Linked DNA regions of Homo sapiens: region 1 is linked to region 2. Evidence: chromatin loops called from intact Hi-C (ENCODE). Cell type or tissue: GM12878. All regions are shown on one strand. Links, peaks and the distances in the headings refer to the core of each region. The heading gives the core; the rest is flanking DNA. Region 1 overlaps VAPB (VAMP associated protein B and C). Region 2 overlaps APCDD1L (APC down-regulated 1 like).

Region 1 (7,283 bases), core at 2,541-5,040, 55 kb before region 2:
TGGTGGCTCACGCCTGTAATTCCAGCTTTGGGAGGCTGGGGTGGGTGGATCGCTTGAGCTCAGGAGTTTGACACCAGCCTGGTCAACATGGTGAAACCCCTCTTTACTAAAAATACAAAAGTTAACCAGGCTTGGTGGTGTATGCCTGTAATCCCAGCTAATCCGGAGGCTGAGGGGCAGGAATCGCTTGAACCCAGGAGGGCAGAGGTTGCAGCTAGCTGAGATTGTGCCTCTGCACTCCAGCCTGGGCTGAGAGTGAGACCGTCTCAAAAAAAAAAAAAAAAAAATCCTTCTATGAATTCTGTGTTTCCCCCTAAGAACTTCTGTCCTAACTTGATCACTTCTTATTGTGAGCTATTTGTTTATTAGTGTTGAAAATTCTGTGCTAATACTATCAACTGTACCTTCCCTTCCACCACCCCACTCTCTGCTCCAAGTCTTTCATGTCCTCAATACCTGTCGTGCAAACTATGCATTTCTGGGTTAACTGGGTACTATTTTAGTCTTTTAGTTCCATCACTCAGCATTTACAATATAGTAGAAAAATGGAAGAAATGGAAAGGTACGTACTCGAGAAATCAGTGTTATGGCCATCTCCATTTTAGAGATGAGAGGCCTTTGCAGAAGGCCTTTGCGAAGACTTTACAGAATGTGAATTTGTACCCGGGTCTTACAGCCTCCCAAGCCTGTGTGCTTTGCATTACAAAGCGAATCTGTGGTTCCTAGCATTGCTGTCACCTAGAGGCACTTGGGCTAACCTCCTTAGCTTTGGTTTCCTCCTCTGCGATGTAAGGAGGCTTGAACTCAGTACCTCTAGGTGGTCCTTCCAGCTCTAAGCTTGAGAACTTAAGTTTATTTTAGCTGAAGAAGAGAGATAGAAAGCCCCTTGAGGACAGGAACCAGCTTGTATTTCCCACAGCACCTACTGGTACTTTGTTCCTATGGGCTCCTGAATATTTAATTAATGAAACCTCTTGTTACTGTTTGAAAGCTCACTACTTGTATTAACCTTTCCTGAGTATTCTTGGACTCTGATCCAGTTTTTTCTATATCACCTCTTATTGTACGAATTGTATGTCACTTTCACGTTTTGTTTTATTCTTTATGTGCTTCATTTACTTATTTATTGCTTGGCTTTCACTGCTAGAATGTAAGCTCCTATAGGTTTTTGTTTTAGTATTTCTGAGTAGACTACATAGACTACATTCTCTTCTTCTTCTTGTTTTCTTTTCCGAGTACCCCAAAGAAGGATACAACCCTGGATTTGGTCATCTTTTCAGTGTTTGCTATGATCATTTGAAACAGAAGCATACACAAGAATAAAAAGAGAAATTTGCTGAAAAACCAGAGGTTTGTCCTTGTGGAGGCTTATTTGAATTCTCAATCTGTTGGTTGAATTGATTTGTTGGCATGTAAATATATCCTGATGGACTCCTCTGAAAATCTAAATTTGTGCTTCTGACCTTTGTAAAGTCAGGCAGTGCTTTACTAATTGGATGAAGGAGAGCCATGGCTTACTCTTGAGAGAATGTGCAGATGCACACAATCAAAACTTTTCATGTAATTTGCGGGCAGGAGGATCCCATCTTAGTGCATAGTTCACCTCTAACCTCGCTCAGAGAAAAGGTGGAAGAAGCATGAGCAGTCATCTAGAGAAATCCAGAGACCACTTGGTCGGCTCATTTGTATCTTTTTATTTATTATTATTTTTAAAATGAATGCTTTTGTTGCCTTTCTCTTCCAAAGCAAGATTGTTTCTTTTTCTTTCTTTACATACCTAGCACTCACTGAGAATAGTGCTTGGCCATTAGTCATTTTCATTAAACATTTGAGTATTGTCCCTTCCACCTTTAAAGAAGAAAAACTGTGTTGTCAGTCCTTTTTACCCTGTCTAGCTACTCCTTTCACTTTCCTTCTTATCATGGTAAGCTTCTGGAAAACATAGTTTCCTGTCTTTTTTCTTTCTGTTCTTCACTTCTAGTCACTGCCCGGGAGCTCAATCATTGCTTCATCACTACATCTCCCATTGCATGTTCAGTCTTCACTACCATTTGACCCCTGTTGTCATCCTGCTCATTGACACTCTTCTCTTGACCTCTCTCATTGCTCTCTCTGCTTTTCTTCCGCCCATGTGGCCAGTTTTGCCCACTCATCATGCAGTCCGGTTGGTAATGCTCAGGGTTACAGGTTCACCTTCTCCCCCTCTTCTCCTTTCCCTGTTTCTCTCAGATTTGCTCTCTCTGTGTCTTCCCTTCTCCCCTTTGCGGAACTCTTTTACCAGTACCCTTCGCTTCTAACGTCACTTATGTATGAACCCAGGCCTGACCCAAGCCCATATAAAAGGCTGCAATACGTTAAATGCAGCATGACCCAAGCTGAACTCTATACCACCTTTTCATTTTTTCCTCCAAACCTCCCCTTCTTACTGTCTCATTGGATGGTACCTACATTCATGCATTTGACCAACTCAGAGAGTCTATGACTCAGTTCTGTCCCTTCTTCCCCATTCCCTCTATGGCTGCCCCATTTTCTCCCGCAACTGTAATAGCCTCTTAACTGGTCTTCTTGTCCGAGTCTTCTCTTTCTTTCCACCCTGATGTGGTTTTCAAAGATGGTTTGCAAAGATGCAAATCTGAGCATATCTCTTGCTTGCTTACAATCATTAAATGTCTTCCTGTTGCCAAAAATAAAGTTTAAATTCTTTAACAAAACCTGGAAAATTATCGATACTTGTTGCACTCCCCCCACATTGCCCTGCCCATCTTTCCAGCATCGTCTTTCCTCATGCTTGTGTTTCAGCCTTTTAGTTCTCCTTGGCCATGGGGCTTTGGCATACTATGTATCATGACTTACCCTGTATGTAGTCATAAAGTAACAGTTTTTAGCTGTTTCCACCACTAAAAATTAGTTGATTCCTTTTCCTCTTGTTTGTTTCACTGCGTCCCCCTGCTTACCTTTGAGGCTCAGCACAGGCTTCACTTCTTCAAGGTAACTGTCCTGACATTCTTCACTCACATTGTATCTGTTCCTCTGGCTCCCACACATGTCACAGCATGTTGTCATTGGCAACGTGATACGTGACTCCCTTTCGCTGTTAGTCAGCAAGCCCCCCCACCCTTTTTTTTTTTTTTTTTTTAGATTGTGTCTCTTCTCCCCACATCCCAGTGCCTAGCACAGCACAGTGCATGGTGCATGGCAGTTTCTCAGGGAGTTCATGGTCTCTGGGTCTAAGGCATAGGCGAGGAAGGGTTGGTGTTTAGGAGAAAGCTGAGAAAGATGCCAGGCGCAATGGCTCACACCTGTAATCCAAGGATTTTGGGACTCCGAGGCAAGCGAATCAGTTGAGGCCAGGAATTTGAGATGAGCCTGGGCAATATGGCGAAACCCCATCTCTACTAAAAATACAGAAATTAACCTGGTGTGGTGGTGCATGCCCATAATCCCAGCTACTCGGGAGGCTGAGGCATGAGAATCACTTGAACTCAGGAGGTGGAAGCTGCAGTGAGTCAAAATTATGCCACTGCACTCCACTCTGGGTGACAGAGCAAGACTGTATCTCAAAAACAAAAACAAAGCTGAGAAAGGAGAGAGGGGGGAAGAAAGAAGACTTTCAGTGGTGAAGAGTAATGAAGCCTGTCGGCAGGGCCCGTTATGTACAGCCGATCGATGTAGACACAGTGCATTTTGCTCAGAAAATATTTGAAGATTTTCCACTAAATGCTGGTTGCTTTTCTCTCTTGTGGAAACTTATGTTTTTACTTCTCCTCCTCTTCTATTTCAGAGAGTCAGGACTACCTCTTAGGTGTGTGTTCTTTTACCCCATTCCTTTCCCATCACTTAACAGTATTTTGCATCGTTAGCCTATTACTGCTGTCTCACTTTTCTCTTGTACTTGATTCCTTCCTTGTGCCTACAAACATGCTTAAGTTGCCCCTTCCTAAAAAGAAATCTTGTTTTCTAGATCTTCCCCGCTTAAGCAAATGCCCAGTCTTCTATCACAGCTAATTTTGGGGAAGCGGTGAATCTCAGTTTCTGGTATCTTTACTCTTCTTTCATCAGACCTCACCCCTTCACTCAAACCCTTCTTAGTTCCCCCAGGTTTCTCTCTGTGATACTTGTCTTTGACTTTTCTGATGAACTGTCCACCTCTTTATCATCTCTTTTACTGGATGTTGAGGTTTCTCAGGTTCTGGCTTCAGTCTTCTCAATTTAACAATTCTCTGTATGTTGTCTCATTAATAATGCCTTCATCTTCCACTTCTGCACAGAAAACTTCCAAATCTCTATCTCCAAGCAAATCTTTTGATCTGTCAGCCTGCTGGACATCCCTGTCTATCTGGTTGTCATGAGAACACCTCAAACTCAGCATGTTCCACACTGTATTTACCGTTTACCTTCTCATCCCCACTGACTGTGGCTTCTGGATCTTGGGAATGGCCCTTGCACCAAGTTGGCAAGCTGGAAATCCTAAACTTGTCTTTCACTCCCCATTTTCCGTAACCTTTCACATCTACTCAGTCCATTTAAATCAGCAGCATCTCCTATGCCCTTTTGCTTCTTAGTATTCTATCGTATCCTAAGTATAGGTCCTTTCCCTTCCAGACTATTGTAGTAGCACCGTGACTCAACTTTCTGTCTCTATTTTTTCTGCCTGCTTCTCTCACCCTTTGGACTATACTTTATACAGTTTCCAGAGATATTTTTCTAAAAATTGAAATTTGATATCATTTCTTGGTTTAAAAACATTCATTGGCTCTCTAGATCTTACGGATAGGTTCGTGGCCCAAATTCTTAGGCCAGCAGCAAAACTCTTCAGAGTCAGGCCACACCGCATCTTTCCAGCCTCAGCTTCTTTCACCCCTCTCGTACCCCTTCCTCTTCAGCCATTTGATGCCCCCAGAAGCCCCTTATAGCGTTATCACACTGTACTTTCACCCAAGTTCCCTACAGCTCAAAGTGTACTTTGCGTTATCTGCTTTTCAGACTCCAGGGCTTGCCTCAGTGATCAGTTCCCTGTGCTCCTCACCCTCCCCTTTTGATAGGATGCTTTATAGATTACCTTTCATACAGTGTTCGATGCAGTTAGAGGTAGTATACTGCCCAGGAGTTAAGAGTGTGAACCCTAGATTTGCCATCTGAAAGTCATGTGTCCTTCAGTGATGCATTTAACCTCTCTGTGCCTCAAATTTCTCCCTCTGGGGTATGTTAGGAGTATACAAATTAACACATGTAAAGTGCTTAGAATAGATTGGTACTGTTAAATATGAGCTAACGTCACATTTGATATTTTTTTAAAAAGAAAAAATCATTATGGAGTCTCAGTCCTAGAGATTCTGATTCATTAATTCTGGATGGGCCCCAAGATTGTTCTGTGTATTCTGGGTGGGAGCTGCAGTGCCCTGTTTCTCTCTCTAGCTTGAGAGCCTAGCACAGCACCTGAACCATTCTCTTCATGGGTTACTTATTGAGTACCTGTAGTGTGCCAAGCATTGCTGAGAGGCCGAGATGAGAAAACTTTTACCTTGTGGAGCTCATCTTCTAGTGGAGAAGGTGTACATTAAATAAAAACAGAAAATATATATGATGTGGTGTCAGGCAGTAGGTGATAAATGGGAAAAAAACAACTAAAAACAATGCAAGATAAAGGGATTTGGGAATGGATTCAATTTTAAGTAGGGTAATTAGGGAAGGTCATTTAAGTAGGGTGATTAGGGAAGGTCATTTACCTGAGGAGGTGATATTTGAACTGAGACCTATATAAAATGAGTGTATGAACTGTGGAGACATTTGGGAAGAGCATTACAGACAGATGGAAGGGCAGGTGCAAGGTGATGATGAGCTTGGTGTGTTCAAGGAGCAGCAAGGTATGCCTGTGCTAGAGTGGTGGAGGGGCCTGCGGGGAGATGAGCTCAAAGAAGAGGGCAGGAGCCTTGCCGGTAGGCAGGCCACAGGAGGGACTTTGGATTTTGTTGTGAGATGGGAAGCCACAGAGGAATCTGAGCAGGAGTTTATTTTTATTTTTATTTTTATTTTTGGAGACAGAGTCTTGCTCTGTCGCCCAGGCTGGAGTGTAGTGGCGCGATCTCGGTTCACTGCAACCTCTGTCTCCCGGGTTCAAGCAATTCTCTTGCCTCAGCCTCCTGAGTAGCTGGGATTATGCCCAGCTAATTTTTTTATTTTTAGTAGACAGGGTTTCACCATGTTGCCCAGGCTGGTCTTGAACTCCTAAACTCCTGAGCTCAGGCCTCCCAAAATGCTAGGATTACAGGTGTGAGCCATCACGCCTGGCCAGGAGCCTTTTTTTTTTTTTTTTTTTTTTTTTTGAGACGGAGACTGGCTCTGTTGCCCAGGCTGGAGTGCAGTGGTGCGATCTCACTCGGCTCACTGTAACCTCCCCCTCCCAGTTCAAGCAATTCTCCTGCCTCAGCTTCCCAAGTAGCTGGGACTACAGGCATGTGCCACCACGCCTAAGTAATTTTTGTATCTTTAGTGGAGACAGGGTTTCTAGATTAAATGTAGAGGAATATAGAGGAATGTAGATTAAATGTAGAGGAAGAGAGACTGCTTTTGGCCTAAGCAGTTGGGTGAGTGGTGGTTTCTTTACTGAGATGAGAAGCATTGAGTTTGAGGGAGGAGAGTGGGACTCAAGAGTGCCGTTTGGACATGAGAAACTTGAGATGCTCAGTACACTTGCAACGAGAGATGTTAAATAGGTAGTTGAGTCTGGAGCTCAGGGGAGAGGGCCAGGCTGCAGATATAAATTTGGCAGTCAGCTTATTGTTGTGACATAGAACAGTAAGGAGTAATTTCTTCTGATTAAAGAGATTTGGTAAACCTTTCCAAAAGAGAAGACGTTTGAGCAAAACTTTGAAGAATGAGCATAATTTCCAAAGGCAGAGTAAGGGAAAAATAGAAAATATTTTTCATCCAAGTCTCACAGCCTTTCCCCTGGCCTCTTCTTGAGTTTAAGAAGCTGCTGACCTGGTTGATAATCTCTTATCACTGGTATAGCCACTTAGGTTCTTTATTGAAAAGGAACCAGAACAGATTACACACTAACTGATAAACCACGTTCTACTGTTTCTCATCGTTCACAGATTGAAAATTCCAGTTGGATCATCAAGGTGCAGAATGCTAAACTTGTTCTTCTCCCCTGTTCTGTATCTGGTGTGAATTGGATGTGTTGATTTTCGTATGGAGGCTTTTTCACATGCTGTCATCTCCACTAAAGATGGAACACTTTGGAGAAGTTTTACTTCTGTTGTTAATGACTTTTTGCACTT
Region 2 (7,283 bases), core at 1,819-4,318:
TCAGAAGGAAGTGGAGCTAAAGGCATGTGTCTGCCTGCCCCATCTTGGCTGGAAGTTGGGAAGGCCTTCCTTCCAAGGCACCCAGCATAGCACCTGGCACATGATGGATGCTCAGCAAATGTCTGTGGGTCTTCTTTTTACTAAACAGGCAGTTGATTTCACCAGAAGTAGTGACCACCTAAGTTTTGGTAATTTTTTTTCTCCTGAGGGATTAAAAACAATGCCAAATGCAGGAGTGAGAGTAGTAGGTTATTAATAACCCCTAGGAAATACATACTGTATCACAGGACAAAGACCCATCCTCACTAAGAGTTTGTTTTGTTTTGTTTTGAGACGGAGCCTTGCTCTGTTGCCCAGGCTGGAGTACAGTGGCATGATCTCGCCTCACTGCAACCTCCACCTCCCGGGTTCAAGTGATTCTCCTGCCTCAGCCTCCCGAGTAGCTGGGACTACAGGTGCTTGCCACCACGCCTGGCTAATTTTTTGCATTTTTAGGAGGTGGAGTTTCACCGTGTTAACCAGGATACTCTTGGTCTCCTGACCTCGTGATCTACCCACCTCAGCCTCCCAAAGTGCTGGGATTATAGGCGTCAGCCACCAAACCCGTTTTTTTTTTTTGTTTTTTTTTTTTTTTTGCCATTTCTCTCAAAATACGTTATTGATTCCATTTGAATCACTTACTATTTTGGGTCTTCCCGTAACTGATGTTGGGGCTGGTTGGCTCCAGGAACCATCAGGTTTCAGCCCATTTTATTGATAAAGAAACTGAAGCTGGCAGGGTCGGGGGTGGGGGAGATGGAGGCTCCAAAACTAAGAAAGGAAAGCCTTGGGTACCTGTGTGAGGCTGAGGCTCTCCCAGTCTCCCTGACCTTTGGGGGATGAGAAGCTTGAGATGGAGTCTCAAGGCACCTCTTACCAGGCCCTGTGGCCTCCTATTTGGGGAGAGCAGTGGTCTTCAATGCCTTTCTAGATATATCCTGGCTACTAGAAAACAGATGTCCTCAAGTTCACAGGCCTGGGTTCTGCTCTGCTCATCTGATTAGAAAAAAAGTCAGCAACATCGAAATTCCAGGCCAGTATAGTGTGTGGGTGTCATCTTGCTGCTTGAATTCGGAGTCTCCAATCAGGTCTTGGAACATGTATTCTTTTAACTGGTATTTATTGACCTCCTACTATGTGCCCGGCACCATTCTAACACTGGGGATCCACAGAGAACAAGACAGACAAGGACCCTGCTGGCAAGGAACTCATTCTAGAGGAGAGGGGCTAACAATAGGTGAAAACCAACAAACGGGATTTTTTTCAGATTTCGGCCACTGACAAATGCTGTGATGAAGTCACTGCGCTGTGGTGGGCGCTATCTTTGGGGTGGTCAGGGGTGAGGTGGGCAGAGCCTTCCAGGTGAGGGAGAACTGGAGCCAAGACCTTGAGAGGGACTGGGTTCCATGGGACTGCAGGAGAGCAAGGAGGCCACTGTGGCCGAAATGGAAGGTAGAGGTGTCAGGTGGGCAGGAGGAGGGTCTGTCTGGAAGCTTGGAAGGGTGGTTTTAGGGAATGTCGACAGGTCATTTGTGCTCATGCTGACATCCATTTAAGCGGGGTTGTGTGTGTGAGAAGGAGCAGGCTTTCAGTCTCAGAACCATCAGGAGCGGACTGGAGGCTGCACGCTACTGTTCAAGTCCCCTCTTGAAGTGGGAACAGCTCTTCCCTGCTTGTCTCCGGTCTGCGATGCTAATGGGTATGAATCAGCCCTGACCAGGCCCTGATGCAGTGCTACATTCTGCGTCAGAAAGCTCCAGTCCCTCGTGTCTGAGTCACCTGTGCCCCCAGGAGAGGATGCACAGACCAGGGCCACGTGCTGGTGGGCCTGCGTCACCAAGCCACACACTGCTGTTCAGCCCGGTAGCACCGCTGGGAGATTAAAAGCATGCGCTTAGTGAAAGGCAAAGAGCTTCTTTTGATAACCAGCATCTGTTAGTTAATGGACCTCTGAGAGCTGTATACAATTTCAACTTTTTATTAAAGAAAAAAAGCTCATTTGCTCTCCTGGGAGTTGCACAATGAAATTATCAACTGCATGGGCTTCCCACCCACCCCCCACCTTTCAACGTGACTGAACATGCAATGGAGAACATTAATTTTATCTGGAAATAGGACTCTAGGCTTTCCTCCCCGTCTGTAGATGAGAGCGCTCTCACGTTTTATGTGAAGGGCAGAGACTTAAGGGGCGGGAGCAAAGGGCTGGAAGGAAGGCTTGGTGCCCATGGGCCTCTGGCCCTGTACCAGACAGTCTCAGCCCCTCAGCCTCTGAAATGACCCCTTCCTTTATCAGCCCAGAGTCTTGGAAGCCCTGACCTTCTGCCTGGGAGAAAAGGGATGGTTGCCCTTTCTTCAGCCTTCGTAGCTCCGAGCAGCATCACCTGCCCCCAAACTAACAAGCCCCAGCGAGCAGAGAGCAACTAAGTCCAACTGAGGGGATCCAGGAAGCTGCTGTCCTGCTCAACACACTCCTTCTCATTAGGGATGGCATCCCACGAAGCAACACTAAATTGCCTTCCCCAAATAAAATCAAGGAATCCTATTCCCTCCAAGAGTGAGGAGGACACCCCAAGCCCGTGGGCTGTGATACAGAGGCCCGGATCTCAGGCTCTGGAGCCCAGCCCCTTCTCTCTGTGCCTTAGTGTCCTCGCGCGCAAGACGCAGAGACTCACACACCTCTCACTGACTCAGCTGGGCCTCTCGAGGGTCGCTGAATCTGGTAGATGGAGGTGATCCGTTCACGGGTCTCAGTGTGAGGCTTAACAGGGATAACCAACATTTACTGAGTCACATATTTATTGAAGTTCTTTCTACCATGCACCAGGCACACTGGACCCTTCCGGAAAGATCGCAGGAAGCGAGTCAGAGCCGAGTCTTTTTCGTTGGAGCTTACATTCTAGGCAAATAAGGTCATTTCCGCCAGTGATCAGTTTTCATGACAAAGAACATACAACTGTGATGCAGTGGACTGACAGAAGGACCAGGGAAATGGGGCTGCTCTTTGGGATGCGAATGGTGACATCTTCAGGAGACAACATCTGGTCTGAGACTTGATTGAAAAGAAAGTGCTCAACTTCTGAAGGTCTGGGGGAAGAGAGGCTAGGCGGAAATCAGGGCTTGTGCAAAGGCCCCAAGGCAGCAAGAGCTCCTGTGATCAAGAAACAGAGAGAAGGCCAGTGTGGCCGGGGCATGTGGAGGCGTGGCTGAGCCTTGCAGGCAACAGCGAGCCAGAAGTCGGGCTTTTATTCTGAGTGCAGTGGAAGCCCCTGGGGGGTTTTCAGCAGGACAGGCAGTGGCATGAAAGCAGAACTGAGAGAGCTGGGGTTTACCTCCACTGGTTTTATTCTCTTTCACACATTCTCTGGAAGACACTCCACTTCCTTTCTTTAGAACTGTAATTCCCTTGGTTGACTTTAATAACCAGCAAGAACATTTTTCAGGCTGTTTAATTTTATTAAAAGGTTCAAATTTGATGATAAATGGTGGCATGGTTACTTCAAGCTTCGGATACAAGACCTGCTCAGCCGTGGACATATCATCGACACCCACTGCCATCCCCACCAGGAGCTCCCCCAACCCTGATGTAGTCTGAGACCGTAAATAATGTAATGATTTCTTGTACTTTGGTAAATATGCCAGGAACACTTGTAGCTGTCTGAGAGCTACAGAGAATACTAACTTGGTGGGCTTTTTTTTTTTTTAAGAGGAAGGATGGGTAATAAGTGGAAGCAATTTCAGCAGGCTGACTGAACCCCACACAGTCTCAGGGAGGAAAAGGGCTTCCCTCTGAAACCATCATTAACCTCACAGACAATTGTTCAAAATCTGTGATAAGAGCTAGAGATAGGGATCAGGAGGAGGAAGGAGGGGGTGAGTCATTGGCCCCCAGTCCTGAAAACCCTTGGGCCCACCAGGATGCCAGTTAATTTCACAGTGTACAGATGAGGCCCTGGGAACATGGGCAGAGTCCCTGGGGAGGCACAGCCTGTTCCCACCATGATGACAGTCCCCTCTGAGCAGAGGACACCAATATATTAGGATTATGGCAAGGAGGCTGGGCAAGGCGGAGCTGCCTAGATGTCGCCATGTAGCCTGGTGACCCCGACCTCTCCCTAGGGTGGGCCCAAAGATACACATTCGGAGATTCTCTTCCTTTGTCAGGCAGGCACAGGCAATCTTGGCAACCGAGGATGGCTGGGCAGGGCGAATTGCAGAGCGCGTTAGTGTTACGGCTGTCATTACTATTAACTATGTTCAGAAGGCTGGAAATGCTGCTCCCCTCCAAAGACCTGCCCCCAGCAGCCAGCCTGGTGCACACTGGCATTTGCCTGGGCCAGGAAGGCTTGGAGGCCGCAGGCTGCTCTGGGGAGGCCATGCTTCTCAGCTTAGATGGAGTCCTCTTCATTTTGCATGCTGGCCCGGGAAAACTGGATTTATCCACATGCAGTGTTGGCAGCTTGAGGTCCGACTCGCAGAAGCACAGGCAAATGCAGACGAATGCCAGCAGTCAGGACTCAGGAAAGCTGAGCTGCCCCTGAAGACACAAGCCCTTTGCCCAAAAGCTGAGAAGCACTGAAAGCCCGAAGTGGCATCTTTAATTCATGGCACCACTTAGAGATCGTATTGCTAAATTCGAATTAATAATCTTTAAACAACAACCTACAGACATGGCAGAACTGTAGGCCTCGTCCCTAGGCAGAGCCTCAGGATCTCCTCTTGCTCCCATCTTGGAATCCCAAGGGTCAGGATGGGAAGAACTGGGGGGAACATGGGATGGGGGTGTTCCGTGTGGCCCCCTGACTGCACCTGTTGGCGAGCTGCCAAGGATGAGGAAAGTAGAAAAATTGGGAGTGATCTTTAGAAACTCACGTAGCGATGAACATCACTGCCGCATCCAAGTGCTTGACTGGGGACCCGGGCTGTGGGATGTGGTATAGGCTTTGCAGGGGTTAAGCTCATGTCCTGAGCCACATGGGACACAGGCAGAGTTTGGAAGCAGTGGGGCTGTGCATCCATCCATGACAGAGCAGAGGAGAATGGTTCCTTCCCTACAGCTGCCAGGAGGGAGTCTGAAGGGTTGAATGGGTGTCCAGAGCCGCCATCCTGATGTCAAGTCCAATGTCATAGCCAGTGGAGGAAGGCCAGCCCTAGAACTAGGGGCAGAAGTGGGAAGGGGGCTATGTGAAGACCCCCTGTGCTGGGGTGCTTCTGCAGCGATGGCCTGTGCTGCGGTGGCCTGGAGAAGTCGGGGGCCTCCCCATGACAGAGCACCAGGGGTGCTTGGTAGGAGGTGGGACGTTTCTCTGGGGTATCGGGACTTGAGCCATCGGTGGGCCTTTGTCCGATGAAGAGCAGGCTTTGCCCGAGGGGGTCTTGTTCCATCTTGAAAAGCTCGTACTCCACATGCGGGAGCCGGATGCCCAGCGGTAGGCAGCCGTTGGTGGCTGTGACATCCCGCTCAGTGCCCATGGACCAGGCCCCCGCACCCCCACAGCTGCTTGGCTCAGAGAAGTTGAGCATGGCCGTGGTGACCTGGTCCATGGGGGTCACATGGGCCCGTGTGACCTCAAACACCAGCTCGGTGCCGCCGCGGACCCTGGTGGATGGCGTGCCCCTGGTGTAGCGGCCGGCGGCATACACGGTGAAGGTGGGCTGCCGGCAGGCTGGGTCTGAGAAGTGGTGGTAATACCCTTCCCAGGAGCGGCTGTGCCCGTGGAAAGTGAAGAGCCGGGTGAGGAACAGGACTGCTGGGCGCACCTCGCACCCCGAGCTGACCCACCAGCCGCCCAGGTGCAGGGGCAGGGCCAGAGGGGGCGGCAGCACGGGCGGGTGGTGCACATCGGAGCGGGCAATGAGGCCACAGGCTGGGCACGGCTGCACGTGGTGCTGGCAAAAGACAAACAGAAAAACGGTGGTTGTCCCACATAGAGAAGTTGGGGTGCAGCCTGGAAAGGAACCCCAGCTCTGTAGGGGTGTCAAGGCAGGGTGAGGTGCGGCCTGTCCCTCCCTCCTCTCTCTCCTCACTCCCTGCCTTCAGTCAGGACGACCTCCTTGCTTCAGCCAGGATGGCCTCCTTGATGGAGGTCAGCCCCTGTATCCCCCGGGCCTTGGGTCTCCTGCTGTCTCTTCCACCTGGAATTCCCCGCCAGCTCCTTCTTACCTCTTAGGTCTCAGCTGGGCACCAGAGAGAGCTTTCCCGAATGCCCCATGTAAGGTGGGCCTCAGGGCTGTCACACCACCCTCTTTTATCTTCCTCATTCCACCCCCTGAGACTCTCCTCTCTCTACCCCTCACCCCTCATCAAACTGGAATGCATCGTGCCTTACAGTACTAAAAAGCCCTAGAAAGCCGGGACTGTCTCTGCGGCTACCCCATCCCCACCGCACAGGGCTTGGCTCACAGCAAGCACATATTTGTTGCATGAATAAATGAGAAATGAATGGAAGCATAGGTGGCCTTCGTCTTGGGACCTGAGAGAACTTGTCCTTGCTCATGCCCAGTCTGCTTGGTCCTGGAATTTGACCGTGAAAGTTGATCTTTTTCTAGCTCACTCTTCTAGGTGTTTCAGAAGTGCCAAGAACTATGCTAAGCACTTCCTGGGCAACTGGTACATGTTATAGCTGAGGGAGCTGAGACCCAGAGGGCCGGCTGGGCTGCCCAGGTTGTCCAGCCTGGAAGTGGCAGAGACCAGCTGAAATGCAGCCTGGCTTACACCCGGCTGTCTGAGCTCCCCCTCTCATGTGCTCATAGCAGGTTACATCTTCCCTACAGGTGGAGAATAGAGGATTTTTGTCTTTAGAAATCTCACAGTGGAAGGTGCGCATCATTTGCTCTACCTACCCCATGGAAAGTGGATATGGCAACAAGGATCAAAAGCCATCAAAATATGTCTGAGCCGGGCACAGTGGCTCACACCTGTAATCCCAGCTCTTTGGGAGGCTGAGGTGGGCAGATCACTTGAGGTCAGGAATTCAAGACCAGCCTGGCCAACACGGTGAAAACTCATCTCTACTAGAAATACAAAAATTAGCCTGGTGTGGTGGCACATGCCTGTATTCCCAGCTACTCAGGAGGCTGAGGTAGGAGAATTGCTTGAACCTGGGAGGTGGAAGTTGCAGTGAGCTGAGATCACACCATTGTACTCTGGCCTGGGGGACAGAGCGAGACACCATCTCAAAAAAAAAAAAAAAATTGGCCAGGTGCAGTGCCTCATGCCTGTAATCCCAGCACTTTGAGAGGCCCAG

Evidence for each region. A loop is a pair of places that touch in the nucleus more often than their neighbours do. Peaks named below come from ENCODE experiments on the same cell type or tissue, not always from the same donor. Only the 100,000 strongest peaks of a DNase experiment are listed, where the experiment ranks them.
Region 1: a loop joins it to region 2, with 2.2 times the contacts of the local background. A loop is called at or near these places in 12 of 110 quality-filtered maps.

Annotation. Positions count from the first base shown.
Region 1 is chr20:58,399,446-58,406,728 of GRCh38, forward strand. The region is part of intron 1 of VAPB (VAMP associated protein B and C); the gene reads left to right. Among named protein-coding and RNA genes, the nearest start is that of VAPB, 14 kb to the left of the region's middle. In GM12878, for the core only: no CTCF peak of the experiment used is centred there; DNase peaks (open chromatin) are centred at 3,591 and 4,060; H3K4me3 peaks cover 1,826 bases; H3K27ac peaks cover 1,146 bases.
Region 2 is chr20:58,455,630-58,462,912 of GRCh38, forward strand. APCDD1L (APC down-regulated 1 like) reads right to left here. Exons shown (of 4, transcript NM_153360.3): 4 at 3,472-5,925. The coding sequence ends at 5,161. Among named protein-coding and RNA genes, the nearest start is that of APCDD1L-DT, 56 kb to the right of the region's middle. RefSeq lists enhancers at 3,026-3,165, 3,296-3,405 and a silencer at 5,192-5,380. In GM12878, for the core only: no CTCF peak of the experiment used is centred there; DNase peaks (open chromatin) are centred at 3,202 and 3,952; H3K4me3 peaks cover 794 bases; H3K27ac peaks cover 2,098 bases.